2 separate regions of the Mus musculus genome follow, and region 1 is linked to region 2. A link is a loop called in an ENCODE intact Hi-C map of the cell type or tissue named here. Cell type or tissue: left cerebral cortex. All regions are shown on one strand. Each heading gives the region's core, and the rest is flanking DNA. Links, peaks and the distances in the headings are about the cores only. Region 1 holds the start of Mdh1b (malate dehydrogenase 1B, NAD (soluble)). Region 2 overlaps Ccnyl1 (cyclin Y-like 1).

The links. Peaks named below come from ENCODE experiments on the same cell type or tissue, not always from the same donor. Only the 100,000 strongest peaks of a DNase experiment are listed, where the experiment ranks them.
Region 1: a loop joins it to region 2, with 2.1 times the contacts of the local background. A loop is called at or near these places in 5 of 42 quality-filtered maps.

The regions. Positions count from the first base shown.
Region 1 is chr1:63,726,925-63,735,264 of GRCm38, forward strand. It overlaps Mdh1b (malate dehydrogenase 1B, NAD (soluble)), which reads right to left and starts at 3,394. Exons shown (of 11, transcript NM_029696.4): 1 at 3,347-3,394. The coding sequence starts at 3,368. It overlaps Fastkd2 (FAST kinase domains 2), which reads left to right and starts at 3,701. Exons shown (of 12, transcript NM_172422.3): 1 at 3,701-3,767; 2 at 4,476-5,297; 3 at 7,808-7,911. The coding sequence starts at 4,563. In left cerebral cortex, for the core only: a CTCF peak has its summit at 3,492; DNase peaks (open chromatin) are centred at 3,448 and 3,675; H3K4me3 peaks cover 1,600 bases; H3K27ac peaks cover 811 bases.
Region 2 is chr1:64,705,489-64,713,828 of GRCm38, forward strand. It overlaps Ccnyl1 (cyclin Y-like 1), which reads left to right. Exons shown (of 10, transcript NM_001097644.1): 4 at 2,890-2,990; 5 at 5,930-5,965; 6 at 7,623-7,674. Among named protein-coding and RNA genes, the nearest start is that of Ccnyl1, 18 kb to the left of the region's middle. In left cerebral cortex, for the core only: a CTCF peak has its summit at 4,606 (motif pointing left); a DNase peak (open chromatin) is centred at 4,578.

The DNA of each region.
Region 1 (8,340 bases), core at 175-8,174, 980 kb before region 2:
TATCCCACTATAACCTAGCACTCCACATCATTTTCCAGAAGGTGACTAGGGACCACCAGGGGCTTAATACAATGAGTACTTTTTTTTTTAATCCTTTTTTCTTTATCCCTGGTAGCATTTATCATGGTTTCCCATTTCCAGTACAGTAAATTCTGGATGCATCTCTATGGTGGGATACTCTGAAGGCTTCCATTGTACATCTCTGGCTAGCATTTTCTGTACTTTATACGTTTTTGTTCCCTCATCTATTCATTAGATTGTATTGCTCTGCAAGGCACATAATTTCATACCTTATCTGTGTGTATTCCTGGCCAAGCTCCTTGGTTTCAAGGGGCAGTCTGTGTTCCTAGCTCAGGTACGTCTTATCTAGATGCCTATACTTTCCTGTGTTCTATCATCTCTTTCTGAATGTATCACGGACACTCAGCAGGATAAGCTGGATTCTATTCTGAAATGACTAAGGTACTGCCATCTTGTTCGTCTCCACTTTGGGTTTGCTTAAATGATTTGCCCCTTTCCCACAATGATTGTGTCTCTCTTGGCAACCCATTTGAGATTTCCATGGCCTTGACCACAGTCCAGATGTTTTAACCAAAATAACTAAACTAAAATGACTAAAGAAAATATAAGTTAAAAATAATTGTCATGTTATGTCTGAAATAATTAACAATGGCTCTGCCAGCAATGAATGTTTCAAGGGTATGCTGATTCTCATCTAATTTTGATGTAAATCACACTATGGCTTTTGCCTTTAAAAACACCGAACCCCTGCTCTTGGGCACCAAGAGACGTTCAGAGGCAAAATCCCACTCTTGGTCTAGCCATTAATAAAAAGACTGAAAACTTTAATCAGCTTAATCACTGTGGTTGCCAATAACTATCTCATGCGGATCATTTTTATTTTATGTCTTCTACCAAAAAATGTAGGAGATTCTTGCATCTCCTATAGTAGTTAGATTTATCTCCTCACTTAAGAATATTGAGATTAGACAGGTGTAGTGGTGCATAGCTTTAATTCTAGCACTCAGGAGGAAGAGACAGATCCTATGAATTTGGGCCCAGCCTGGTCTACATAGCCAGGTTCAAATCAGCTAGGGGACATAGTGAGACTTTGTTAGAGAGAGAGAGAGAGAGAGAGAGAGAGAGAGAGAGAGAATACTGTGAGATGTAGATTATTAAACATATTCTTCTGATAAAAGTTCTTTAAATGAGTCCAAGTCTACCCAGTTACCCATAAGCTTAGGTGTGTAACTTCTCCTTTATTTCTCATAGTCATTCAGTGAATTACACATCTTCTCCAACATATTTCATCTTTCAGATCATTCCTCAGTCTATTTGCTTTTCTCCCCACAAAGCAGCTCTTTTTGCATGATATAGCTCCAGCCTTCTAACCAGCCTCTTGTTGTATCCATAACTCTCAGGGAAGATACAGATTTAATGGCCTTATCCCTTTATAAATAACCTTCTAGGTAGTTTTGCTAAAGTCTCACATACTGAATGTGGCTCAGAAGAATCCGAATCATCTCATTTGTCCTCAGCCTAGGATGCTTACATCCTTTCTTCCCTTACATCCTTTCTTCCAGCCCAGTTAAACTCATTTCAAATGTATGCTTACCAACCACTCTCAATTATCGTCAAATGTGGCCAAGATCTTTAGCAAGACCTAGATACTGGGACCGTGGCTTCATGCTTCCCCAGCAACTGCACCATCAAGGGCAGCTCAGGCTCTTTCAGAAGAGCTAGGGGTTCAAAGATACTACCTGAGTGCTCTGCGTTTCCATTCACAACCATATATGATCTTTATACTCACACTCCAGCTCTACTCCCTATTATCCACAGTAAATTTTTCTGCTTCTTCCCGAGTCTTCTCTGCTTGGTAACTGTAGTTGTTCAGGCATCTATTTAATCACTTTTCCCTCTGGGAAGCCCTTGGCTAGGTAGACCCTATACCACTGTCTTAGGGTTTTACTGCTGTGAACATACACTATGAGCAAGGCAAGTCTTATAAAAACAACACTTAATTGGGGCTGGCTTACAGGTTCAAAGGTTCAGTCCATTATCATCAAGGTGGGAACATGGCAGTATCCAAGCAGACATGGTACAGGCATAGCTGAGAGTTCTACATCTTCATCCAAAGGCTGCTAGTGGAAGACTGACTCCTAGGCAACTAGGGTGAGGATCTTAAGCCCATACCCACAGTGGCACACCTACTCCAATCAGGTCACACCTCCAGATGGTGCCACTCCCTGGCTCAAGAATATACAAACCATCACAACCACTGTTTCCTCCAGAACACTGACCTGTTACTGTTATATACAAAGTGTCCTGAAAGTTTTTACTGTATGTATTCCCACCATCCCGTTTTCTAGTGCTAAAAAAAAAAATATTTATCTGAATGTATAGTGAAGCAAAAGATGTACTTCCAAAGGGATGGTAAATTCCAATTGTGTAATAAAGAAGTGATTGTGGCCAAAATAGTTTGTATAGGAAGGCCAAAGGAGAAGCCAGACTGAGTGGAAGGAAGGATAGAACAGTAGGGAGCTCTTTTAAGATACTTGGTGAAAGAAGTGGGAGTGGGTGGGTGGGGGACTTTTGGGATAGCATTAGAAATGTAAATGAAATAAATACCTAATAAAAAATAATAATAAAAAGGAAAAAAAAGATACTTGGTGAAAGAAGAGGAAGCAGATACAGTCAACAGCCTGTTCCAGTAAGTAGTGGTGTTGCTTCCAGCTGTCAAGATGGTCTACATTAAAAATGTAGACGAATTGACACTTTGACATTATTTTTACCTAAATTCGTTAAATTTTGTTCAAGATTTAGTACAAACTTTTGTTGTTGTTGTTGTTTAAACTAAATATCTAGTTTATATTTTGTAATTCTAACCCAGGCCCTGCGACATTCCCACATCCAGGTCCTCCATTAGACTACAGATCTTCTAGCTCTTTGCCTTTATCTGGAGGTTGGTTTCTTTAATAGCTTAGTTATTTCCTTCTCTCCATCCATTCCTTATGCTCCTTTTCCCGCCAACCCCGCCGAGGCCTGTGCAGTTGTCCATCATTACATTAGTCACAGCAGATCAGAGGAATTCCTTATACGTTTTGTACCCCTTATACGTTTTGTGGGAATTAAAACTGGCCAAGGGCAGAGGTGGGAATTTTCCCCAACGTGTCCCCATTGCTCATCTGACTTTGACACATTGCCACTGTGTATCAAGCGTCTTTAAATGAATGCCTAGAAAGCCTGAGATGATCCTTCTAAAGGATGGGGCTGAAGAACAGAAGCCAGTTAACAAGGCTGACCACCCATGGGAAGAGATCTGTGGGCTTACTAGAGAAGCACTCACCCGCGATCACAAATTTGGCCATGATTTCTAGCAAGACCTAGAAACTGGGACCGTGGCGTCACGGTTTCCTGGCAACCGCGGCGGGTACTAAAACTGGCGCAGGCGCGTTCAAAAGAGGCTGCACCGCCAGGGGCTAAAAGTTCAAAGTCACTATTTGAATGTTTTGAGTTTCCATAAACAACAATAGATGAACTTTATAAGCTCCGTGTTTTCCTAAGGCTCTCGCTTCTATCTTTTCATCAGAGAATAGAAACTATTCTTTCTGGAAGGTTTTCCTCCCTATTTGCACATGGCCTCCGCGGTCGCTGAGAACCGATGCTTTTTGACTTATAAAAGAATCCGTAATACGTCACCAGACGCGCCGCTTGAGGAGGAACTGTCATGGCTGCGCCTATGTGTAGTCACGGGGTTCTGTTCGAAGGTGAGTGGATGGCAAGCAGAAGCGGAATCGCGGGCCGGATCGTACTTGTCTTTTTACCTAGGGGAGAAAAGTTTGGGAAGTGGCCTGGGTCTTAAGTTTAGGGCAGTGCTGGGCGGCCCATTTGCGGAAAGACACCGACTCCGGTTCCGGGATCTTGATGAACCTGGCTGATTGTAGATTCTCAGGCGGGAAGGACATCGCTTTTTTTCTTTAATTCCGTCCCTAACCAAGACCGACCTGTCCGAGTACGTTTTCTTAACAGTTCGCTTTTGGCCAATGCAAGATGATCTGAAGTGTCCATCAATGATACAGTTTTCAGTGAAGGCCTCCAAAGTAGTGTTAACAAAGTTCTCCTTAGCCGATATTGAACACCTACACAAGACATTCTTATCTATCTTTCTGTCTGTCTTATCTATCTTTCTAGCTGTCTATTTCTATCTCTCAGTTTACCTACCTATCTATGCTACTTTATCCACATTTATTGATTGACTGATTGAAACTACTTTATCCACAACTGCTAAAGTGATTGACCTGGGTACTTTTACAAAGATGAAATAAACGTGGAGGAAGCATACCGAGGACATGTTCCATTTTAATATAAAACTCTAGCGGCTCGTCGGTGCCCATGCAAGCCCCTGTTAGATGCATTTCCCTTATTTAAGCAACAGTTTTTAACCATTATTTCTTTTATTTACCTATCCTCTACAGGACAGTCCACAGCATGTGCTCTTTTTTAGAAAGACGGCAACTTGCGTTGCATCTTGGGTATTTGAAAGTGTGCCAATAGATAGCAGAATGAATAGCAAAGCACGTTCCTTGTTATGGACCATCCGACGATTCAGTACGTTACTTCCAAGAAGCAGAGCTTTGAGGATAGATCCATTGGGAACTTGCAGACCAGAGGTTATTCATTCAAAATGGAACCCAAGAAACCATCGGCTAAATGTTTTTGATGAGGGATTGCAACCATCTGTTAGATACCTCTTTCAGGATATATTTATTTCTAAATCAGTAGATGGTTGTATTCAAACTAAAGGCATAAGCCATTCAGCCGTTTTTAAACCTGATAGGCTGCTTTGTCCTAGAAGACTGTCCTTTGATGCAAAACATTCTTTTGTCTCTGATGGGACATCTGATCATGATTTAAAGAAAATAAACTTTCATCATACCTCCAGTGAAGATGTGTTCACCAAGAAAGTAAGACCAACCCCTGTGAATTATAAAAAGCTAGCCCAGGAGTGTAACTCTCTGAGTGATGTGCTGGACACATTTTCAAAAGCACCTACATTTCCTGGTAGTAACTATTTCTTAGCAATGTGGATAATTGCCAAAAGGATATCTGAAGACAAGAGGCGCTTTGAGAGACAGCTGATGTTCAGTCACCCTGCCTTTAACCAGCTGTGTGAGCAGATGATGAGAGAAGCCAAGATTATGCACTATGACCACCTCTTGTTCAGCCTTAATGCTATAGTGAAGCTGGGAATCCCTCAGAACACTCTTATGGTACAGACTTTGCTGAGGACGATTCAGGTAAGTCCAAAGAGACTTAAGTGTGGCTGTACTGCGTTTAACATGGTTTGAAGGAGCTCAGGGGATGTAGGTGTGTATAGCTTCCTTAAAAGACTATCAGCAGAATGTATGTTTTAATGGCTAGGAGATCTTAAGTTAGATCATTTCTTTTGCTTTGGAAATTTGTGAAAACCTGCCCCACCGACCTTCTCTAGGGTTAAGTGGAAATGAAGAGAGATGCAGAGAAAGGTTGAGTAGTTGAAGGGAGAATGGATGGGAGGTAAACTAGCGGATTTTTTGTTTGTTTGTTTTTTTACATAACCTTAATCCTATTAGTAGAATTAAGACTAGGAAACAGATTTAATGGTTAACAGCTAGTGGATTCCTTTATTTATATACTGATTATATATTGGATGTCAACCATGTACAAGGTACCACATTTACCAGTTGTTATAAAAGATGTAACACATATTTTCTTATAATCATGACCCCTACAATCTAAACTGGAAGATGTATTTGTAGGCAGTTACAGGAGTGGTGGCCACATTCCATTAATGACTCATGCTATGTTGAGGGCACTGTGCTGAATACTCAAGAGTGCAGCTATCAAAGCACACATAGATCTCTCAGTGCAATGAGTGAGTGAATATAGGGTCTTATGAGAGTGTGTAATGGGATTTCCAACCTAGTTTTGGTCTTCAAAACGTGGAGATAAGATATTGAGAAAGACACTAAAGTCAGTGTCCAAGAAGCAGCTGGTGTTTTGTGAGGATTAATTATGAAGGGGTTGGTGTCTGCAGCAGACATTACATGGCTGACATTCAATGGAAAAGGTGGCTAGCTCAGGGAGCTGAAATAGGTTGGTGCATCTGAAGTAAACAAAGCTGGTGACATGGGGGCTGGTGGGAGAGTGTTAGAATTGGGTTGACTTAGAAAGTAGTTGTATATATGCTGAGGGACAAGGAGTTAAGCCTTGAAAAGGTAGTAGCAAAATCATTAAAACTAATGTTTATGCCCATGGAGTTTGTATTTGCCCAGTATGCACAATAGTCCATTGGAGAATTTTAAGACAGAGATTGACATACTCAAGTTTGCATTTTCAGTTTCAGACAGAAGTGTCAGAATCTTGTTTGATGTCACTTATATATGGCACCAGATGTGAAGAAGTAATCATTTACTTTTTAAGATTGGCCATGTGACTCTTAAACTCAATAATTAAGTATCTTACAATACATTAATTTCCTGGAGATAATCTGTGATACTTTGTTTCACTAGAATTCATGAATTGAGTTGTAGGTATATAACTTTTTAATTCTTTATGTAAACTTGATTCATATGTCCTCAAGCAAGAACTTTTAAATTTTGTGGTTTTGAAAGCCATAGAATAGCTGTTTGTTTGATAGGCACAGTATTCTTTTCTAATGTGGCAGTTTAGAAATTGTTTGGATCGACTTTCCACTGACAGTGATGCAGTTCTGTGTTAGGCTTTGGACAGGCATTCACATCTGTGTAGCATCCTCACTGGGAGCATAGTTGGAGTTAGAAAATCTGCATGTGGTTGTGCTTTGGTAATGTGTGTGGGTGTTGTAAAGACATTTAGCCAGCGGTGAAAGGATGGTGTGCTGTCAGTGGATTTGAGTCAACTAGCCTGACCTTTCACAGCAGATGTTATGGGGTGCACATAGATAATATATATGTATATATGTATATTATAAATGTTAAAAATGTATAAATATAATGGGAGATCTATCTATCTAATCTAGCTATCTGTCTTTCTTTCTAAGGAAACTCTTATCGGAATGATACCATTCTCCCAGTCCTTAAACCATTATTATATCATTTAGTTCTGACTCGAAGCTTTATAAGTAGTGTTAAGTTGTACTACTTTAGCCAAGAGCAAAAAGGCTTCCTCGAATCTGGTCTTACTCTTAAGTGATGGGTTGTGGTTGAGTTGGAGAGAAGCTCTATCATTACTCTTCTCTTTCCAGAATGCCACAGCCTGTTCTGGAATAAACTAGTGCCCTAACTAAGACCCAGAGAGTGGTAGTAAACTGCAGTGGGTCATGTGAATAAGACAATCCACAGGTCAGTTGTAGCATGATGCTCAGGAAAGGCTATGTGGAAATTGTAAGGACAGAGTCTTCTAGGGTTCATTTAGGAGAGTGATTGACCTACATACTTTAGTAGCTTTTCTGTTATTCTACCATGCTGTCCTCATGGTGGTTTGAGTGCCCATGAAGGGGTAAAAATGATTTTTAATGCAAGGTATTTCACAATCAAAAGAATAGAATCAATATCAAATTGATTTCCAATGATGCTTAAGAAAGTGTTGGTGTATAAAGGATTATATGTCAGTTATTTGGAAAAGTCATTGAATGACATATCTTATTTCCCAGAATAGATGTTTATTGTGGAGTTTGTGAACTACTGCTCTGGTACTCAGTCCTTTGAAAGTATGAGTTCAGAGGTTTTGCTTTAGAAACTAATATACATGCCATCACCTTGCTTTATTTGTAATTATATTTTAATAGGAGCGCATCAATGAGTGTGATGAGAGATGTCTTTCAATTTTGTCAACCGCTTTAGTGTCAATGGAGCCATGCATGAATGTGAATGCGCTTCGAGCAGGGTTGCGGTAAGAACCTTAGGCTTTCTTCACATGGTTTTCTCTGTGGCCCTGATATGGGGAATTAAAAGAACTGATGAAAGTTGAATTCTTGTTTTTGGGAGGCACCAGTAAGGTACACATTGGTAGTAGTTAATACTTTGTTAAACTTAAAATTCTAATTATGAATGATATAAAGCTGAGGATAATACTTTTTCCAATTTATAAAACGTTGTGGGTGCTTTTGAAATTAGTCTTTCTTAGACTCTAGTACTGATGTAAGGTCGGGAGAACTGACGTGCATACTCAGTTGAGAAGAGTTTCTTGGGTACTATGGGGATTGCATTACACTGGCTTATTTTAAGAAGATATAAAATTGATACAACTAATGTCATGTCACAGGTTAGTGAGAGTTATGAGGATACATTTAATCTAATGTGATTTGTTCATTAGTAAAGA
Region 2 (8,340 bases), core at 225-8,224:
TACAGAACTCTGTCTTAGTAGGAGTTTACACCCTGAACTGACAGACACAGAGGTTGATGTTTCTAGCCAGTAGTTTGCTGATTTGCAAAATGAACAGCAGCTAGAGGGCTAAAAAACGATCTAATTAAATGTTTTAATATTTTCAAATCAAGCCCACTGTACATTCATAATTAGAAACTGTATTGAGGACAATGGGAGGATCACTAGACAGCCTGCCAGCTAGTCTGTAGTTTGTTCCTACTTCATCTCTAGTGTTTGTTTTGTCAAAATTGACTTTTGTTACCATGTATATGCTCTGCTACTCCTTAATACAAGTTGTACTTCCTTAATTTAGAATCCATAATGTTCCAACATATGAAATCTGAAACTTTTTAAGTGTCAACCTAATACCAGAAGTAGAAAATTCCACACCTGACCTCATGAGGTAGCAGGCAAACAACAAAAACTGCATAAAATTACCTTTTACTTTTTGTGTGAATAAGAAATATAAAATGTTTGTCCTTAGACTTGGGTCCCATCCCCAGGAAATCCAACGATTTATGTAGTGTGTGTGTGTGTGTGTGTATGTGTGTGTGTGTGTAATAAGAATATTCCAAAACCCACTTTCTTCATTAAGGATTTCTATTGTTGTAATGACTAAAAGCAACTTGGGGAGAAAAGGATTTATTTGGCTTATACTTTGATATCACAGTCCGTCACCATGGAAGGAAGTCAGGAGGAATGATCAGCCATGGAGAAGTGCTGCCAACTGGCTTGTTCAGAATGTTCCTCTTTCTTATAGCAACCCTAAGACCAGCAGCCCAGAGGTGGCACCACCCACAGTGAACCAGGCCCTCCCTCAATCATGATGATTCTTGATCAAGCACCATTCAAGAAAATGAACCATAGGTGTGCCCATAGGGCAATCTGAGAGGGGCATTTTTTTTTCAACTGAGATTTCTTCCAAATGACTGTAACTTGTGTCAAGTTTACAAAAACACTAGCCAACACACCTACAATACTTTCTGTCCCAAGGAATTTTGATTTGGGATCCCCAGTCTATAATAGTAACTCTAAATGATATCTTCTTCCACTGGAATAAAAGCATTTCAATGAATCAGTTTCATTTTCATGTTTTGTTTATCTTTGGGTTTATAAAAGTATATACTTTAACACATAGGTAATGTAAAGTACATATATTAACTGAGTAGCTTAAACATCATAGCTTTAGATATAACTAAAACACTTCTATCTTGAAAAGATACTTAATGTTTCAGATAGCACCATCTGGGGCATTATGATAAAGAGCAAGAGGCTTTATAGTGAAACATCTGAAACAAACAGAAGGCTGTTCTGTCTACCATGTGCATGTTTCTGACTGTGGGCTTCTGGCAGTTTTTATATGCTCTGCTCTTCGAACCATGTCTTCTGCCTTCCCCTCTTACATGTGGTTCTAAAAAAAGGCTGATGGGCACAGTGACCGTGTGATGGAGAGGAAAGGAAGGCACATCTGAATTAGTGGTTTTCTTTAAGAATGCTAAGTTATTGGTATTTTGTTCTAAAGAGTGCTTCTGTTGATCTTTATTCAGTGACACTATTTGACCATGGACCTAATGGATCTTACCATACTTTAGACTGTTTGAGTATTTGATAATTGCTCTATTCCTGCATTCTTTGCAAATGAATGGATACTTCTAAAGTGTTTTAAAGATAGTTGAGAGGACTCAAAAAGTTAATGTCTTCTTTCTCTAGTACAGGTAATTCTTCACTATCTCCCAGATTATAGTTAGTTTCTCAGTACTAGAGTTGAATGGAGGGCCTCAAGCATACTAGTGAAGTTCTCTACCAATGAGCTACATCTCCAGTCTTGTTTTTAACTGTTCCATCTACCAAGTGAGGGTTTCTGACTGTGGGCTTCTGGCAATTTTTACATGCTCTGCCCTTTGAACCATGTCTTCTGCCTGCCCCTCTTACATGTGTTTATGAGTTTTAAAACTGTAATTATGTAATCTAATTACAGTTAAATTACACTGTAATATTTATTATTTTATATTATAATATTTTAACTGTAATAAATAATTCTTCAAATACTTGAACTCCATGAAGCTATTAAGATTGTGTGCTCAGCATTTCGAGGTAGGACCATTGAGAATTATTCTTCTGGAAAAGCAGGTTAGGAGAACCCAAAGAGAAACATTTTGCGGTGTGGTCGTTGGCAGAGATATGCTGGAAGGTAGATGGAGTCAGGGGATAGAGGGAGTAAGGCTCCCGTGGAGAGCACAATAGGAAGGTGTCTTGATAAATAACTTCAGAAACAAACAGAATGGCAGCACACTTAACACAGGAAATAAAGGTTAACTTCCCAAGTTGCTTTTGTCTTTTGTTTTCAGATGTGAAGAAATGTTAATGCTTAAGGGAACAGCCCAGAGAAACTTGGGGCCTCTGGCTTGTAGGCAACAGGCACACCAACTCTAGCCACTAAGATATTTATTATTCACCTTGTATTTCTTAGAGTAAGATGCTCTTATGCCAGTATTCAAGGCATTATGTTTTATTATAGTGACTGTATAGAAGTAGAAAGCTGCCATTTGTTTAAGAGAAAATACCGAAACCTTACTTAACAGTGTATAATGTTTATAAAGGAAGTTTGTAATAGGAACTTGGCAGGTTTGATTGGTAGGTACCATACTGAGGGCAGCCTTCTATAGCACATCTCTCCAATGTGATTTGTGGACATTCAAAGCCTGCTTGGTTCCCTGCAGGACCACACATGCTGCTGCACTCACTCCTGGACTGTAGAAGTAAATACCTTAATGCTTTATCATTTGACATTCTAACCAAGGAAAAAGAAAACACATTTTATAGGTTTAACTTACCGTGACATTCTCTTCTATTTCCCTTCCCCTTCAGGTATCTCCAGGGCAGCTTACTAAAAAGTATAGCTCATGCTCAACAATATTTCTAGATGACAGCACAGTCAGCCAGCCTAACCTTAGAACCACAATAAAATGGTGAGTACAACTAGGCTGCCAGCGCTGAGCAACAGACCCCTCTGCTAGAGCACCCGAGCCATGCCTGGTCGTTTCAGTCGTTTGATTGTCATGTTAAGACAAAGTTTAAGACATTGGGGTCAATTAGATACTGATTTTTAAGGGACTAAGTGTAAAATTTCAGTTTCCATTTTATCTTAGACTGCATGGTGGAAAGGAGAGCCAGTTAGCAAACAAGAAATCCCAGGGAAAATGTGCCTCTGTCAGGTGCATTTATGTTGTGAAAGCACTGATGAACGTGATAGATGTGTCCAGGTTGATCAGTTATAGGCCTAAAACAATGCTTACTGTTTCAGAAACTACTCTGAGTAGTTTGTCCTCTCCTGGCACCATAGTACAGGAGCAGCCCCGTGCATAGGTTACAGTCGGAGGTGAGTTCTCCTGCGACAGTGACAGGAGAAGAGCGCAGGGTTGGAGCTTCCCAGGGAACCCGATTCCTTGGTTTCTAACTATTGATTTTTTTATTTAACATAGTTTGGGAAATGTTTGATTTTAGAGTGCTAATGCTTTTAATCCCTAATTTTACTCCTCAGTCTAAAACTCATAATGAGCTTATAATTCTAATTTTGTTTCTAATATCCTAGCTTTAGAAAAAACTGGCCAATTATCAGTAATTTCTTCATTTAAAATCTGCAAGTTCTCATGTGTTGTAGTTTATCTTTCCTTTCACACTTAAAACAACAGTTGAGATTAAATTGTGTTTCAGCAAAAACTGAGCCCCACCTCTGCGGGTCTTGAGTTAATCATCTGTTCAATAATTCCTGGGTGTGGGTTTTTAGGAAAGCCTCAATCTGTGAGACTAAAAAGATAACGGAAGTTTCATTAGAGTCCTCAGATCATTTTGAACTCAAATAATTCTGATGTTCCTATATGCAATTTGTATATTTTTAAAGAGTAACTTTGGTCACACCAATAGTTTTCATCCCCTTCTCCCAATTCCAATGTAGTCTAACTTTTAGGAATCTACTTTTGAAAGTACAGTTTTTAATTTGTTTTCTTTAATTATATTTTAAAAGTCAGTAAATTTACTTGGTGAAGTAAACATTTACCAAAAAGATTAAAGCAAATTTTGAAAAATGTTTATCATAGGCAACAACGCATGATTTTCGAGGAAATTAAAAAACTGTTTTAGCCGGGCAGTGATGGCGCATGCCTTTAATCTCAGAACTTGGGAGGCAGAAGCAGGCGGATTTCTGAGTTTGAGGCCAGCCTGGTCTACAGAGTGAGTTCCAGGTCAGCCAGGGCTACACAGAAACCCTGTATCAAAAAACAAAACAAAACAAACAAAAACAATAACAAAAAAAACTGTTTTGACTCATACAACTTTTTTCAGTATACATGCCTGCATGTGAACATGGTGGCTCATATCTGCATTCCCAGCAATTGGGAGGCTGAGGTGGCAAGATCCAGGAGTTTCAAATCATCCTCAGCTACATAGCAAGTTAGGGGCCAACCTCAGCTACATGAGACTTTGTTTCTAAGACAAGAGAAATATGGCCTGGAGAGATGCCTCGTTGGTTAAGAGCATTGTCTGCTTAAAACCATCTATACTGGGATCTGATGCCCTCTTCTGGCATGCAGGTGTACCTGCAGATAGAATTCTCATACATAAAATAAATGAAAAAACCCGTGTCTGTGAGCACATGCATTTTTTCAGTTTTGCCTTCCTTTCAATTCATAGATAAGTTCAGATGACTTTAAGAAAGGAGATGGGAGTGAGGCATTAATGCCATTGGCAGAAAGTGGCTGAGCAAGTCCTTTGATCTTCCTTAACCCCTTCCCAGCCTTTTCAGCACAGTGGAGTCACCCTGGGAACTTGTTACCTTAGACTTAAACCAATGCCAGTTTATCAGAATGCCTTGAGCTAATCTTATATCAGGGTGACTTTGGTGTGAGGCAAAGTTTAGGAGCCACTGCTTAATGAAAATAAAGAACTGTGCCTGCCCACCTGGTGTGGGACCTTAGATTCATGAGTTTTAAACATTGGTCCCCTCCCTTTTCTATAAAAGTGGTTGTTGGGTGAACTGTTGTGTAAGTCTTAGTGTCCTTTTCAGAACCAATTTTTTTTGTGTGTGATTTTAAAAATCAGTCTGAGGGTAAAACTGAAGCACTGTAGAAGTATCCATCTTTTATGCCAATAATGTTACAAAGTTCAAATTTTTAAATTTATATCCAACTACTTCTAAAATTCAGATTTGCCTTCCCTCAAACATTTTCACTTTACATTTTAGATGGTATGGGCAGATGGCAAATAGAACCCTTTGTTCCCTAGTTTACATCATCTGTGGCAAACTTAGGAGTAAAGTAATATAGTGTCTAAAGGGTCGTGTCTACTTACTAATATTTCACTTAAACTAATTCGGAATACCTGCCATTAATACTATACCTTGTGCTATACTGAAAGCACTACTTACTTCAGGGTAGCTAGTCTTATCAGCAGATTTGTGGGCACTCATTCATATTTACTAAGTTTGCTACTAATAATCATACAGAAGTGATTTTAAATGCTTTTATTCAATATGCAGAACTTTTCATTACTTACTTTAGGGAGCTAATGGTCTGTGGTGTTAAATGGATATCATCTGCAATCTGAGACCTAATCCGAAATTCCTACTGTTTAAAGTTTAAACATATGTACAAATACTGCAACTTGCACAGAACAAAAGATTCTATAGGTAGAAGGGCAAATGATAGGAGGGATAGATAAGCATTTTTACATGGCCATAGTCAACAGAAATCATATGTCTTCTAAAATCATGTTGTCTAGTTGTGTAAGAAATCAGAGCACTGTAAGTAGAATGGTACTGTTCTAACTGCAGGACATCAGGGCTTCCCGGGAAGTCAGCCCTGCTTGAAAATGAGAAAACAAATTGCTTCAAATATTTTTTTTCCTTTCACAGTGTGACCTTAGCAATATATTACCACATAAAGAACAGGTGAGCATGTTAAATCCAACTTCCTATCCCAGCTGATTACCTTGCTGATACCAAATAGTATGCTATAGCATGCCTTTATTACAGTCCTGAAATGAATCTTTATTATAATAGAGTTCCTTGTTTGAAGATTCTAAACTTGCTGGTTTATATATATTAAAATGTAAAAATATACATTGAAACCAGCACATAATTTTTCAAACTTGATCCTAATAATTTAACTAATTTCTTGTTGTGGTATCTCCTGCATGCATTATAGATTGTTTAACAGTGTCACAATTGTCTGTTCCCATTGTGACAGTAAAAAAATCACAGCAAAGAGCCATCTTGTTAGCATAATTTTTTCAAATGACTTTCCTACGTAAAATTGAGAGAAAATATTTCATTTGCATATCTATAAATTTTAATGTAGGTCTTGGTAGAAAGACAAATAGATTTCCTTGTTTCTCTGTCTTTCTTTCAGTTTGTTTTAAAGAACCAAGAAACCAGTTCTCACACATATACATTTGACGGAAAGTTATTTTTAAAGCGTTCAGATTTTTTGATGCTCTACAGCACTACACTAAGGGTGTCTCATTGTAATAGAGTTTTGTATCTCTCCGTGAACTCTTAAACACTGTACTCATTGTATAAATGTGCAAATGTTTAATAAGTGTATCTTTTACTAGTGCATAGTTGGATGATGTATCCTGGTCATATGGAGAATAATGAGTCACCCTTATTATAATGTTAGCAGAAAGTGTGAGCACGGAGAAGCTGTAAGACACATAGCAGAAGGCACAAGGTCCCAAGCTTGGCTTTTACAGAGCTTGACAGCTTGAATTTTATCATGACAAATTATGTTTTCCTCAAAGTGACAAGTTACTACATTCAATTTTGAGAGTATTTGTAGTTACACATGAAAGTGATATTCTGTAATAAGGGGCTGGTTGAGTTCACAAGTAAATCACATTCAGAATATTAAAAAAGAAAGGTCAGGATTTAGTGACATTAGTTATCCTGTTTCATCAAAGACGTAAGCAGGCTCAGGAAACAAGTGCAGTGCAGTTGTGGGGGGGGGGGGGCGGCTGGCACAGCCGGGACCATGCCAGGATCAGCTCGTTCACACTCGCTCACAGTCGGCAGGCATAAGAAGCAGGCAATGCTTCATGTATATGATGAACGGTTTTGGAGGCCGTGTGCCTCCGGCTCAGGGACTCTCCTGAGTCCACGACCTCAGAGAAGCAGTGCTTAAATGAGTGCACTTTATTTGTTTGATGAACTTTTACACACACACCATTGTGTGTTTTAAAAAAGGGGGGCAGCGACGTTTTAATTAATACTCTTTATAAGAAGCAAGTGTATATCTTAAACATATAACAATCAGAGAATTAAAGAAAGGCAGAAACTTGTGAAATTTAAATGTTGTTCACATTGATCAAAGTTCTAAGTTCTTCATGTCCACTGCTGCCTTTATGAGGAGGAAGGATAACGTGCTTATCGGCACTGCTAAGCGTGTCAGTGCTTCGCAAGCACTCATAGCAAAGGTGCCGCAGCGCTGGCTAAACCCAGGAAGAACCGCTTGCCTTGTTAAAGGTTGGCCTCCCCCGTCGGCCTCACCCTACATCTAGCAGTTGTTAACTAAGACACTACTAACGTCCTGTATTGTTACATTTTACAGAGATGCAAATAGATCCCTGGACATTTTTGATGAGCGGTCACATCCTCTCACAGTAAGTATCTGTTTGCTTTTCTTAAAATTATATTTTTCTTTCCTAGAATTGTGTTTTGTTTCTGTCTGCGTGTTATGTAGCTGATTACTGTGAGAAAATTAGTCCCTCTAGCTTGAGTTAGGAGTGTGCCGTGGCTATGATAAAGTAACAATTGCCTTGATGCTTTGCTTAAGTAGTGAGCCAAGGGAAATAAGTGTATTGTCTTAAATAATAGAAAATTCAGCTTTTCAAAAGATAATCTTTAAGTAACATCAAGCAATATAAATATCTGTAAACAAATTCAACAAATATGTTTTAAAAAAAGGGAAATAAGGAAACTTTAAATTAGTTAAAATGGGTCTATCTGTAATTTCAGTACCTTGAAGGCTGACTAGTGATTTGAAAGACAGTCTACCTATTAAGAGCAACCTAGTATTAAGAGCAACCTAGTAATAAGAGCAACCTAGTAATAAGAGCAACCTAGTAAGGCCCTAACTTGAAAACAACCAGTCAGTCGAACCTGTAAAAATTTAAGAAGTCACTTCACCAGACATATGCTGGCCAGTCTTGATACTTGACACACATACTGTTGGCTGTTATATGGACAATGTTAAGAAGAGCCTATGGTTATAGGAAACTAAAAATATTTTGGGTTTTTTTTTCCCCCAAAGTATATTGCAAACAGCT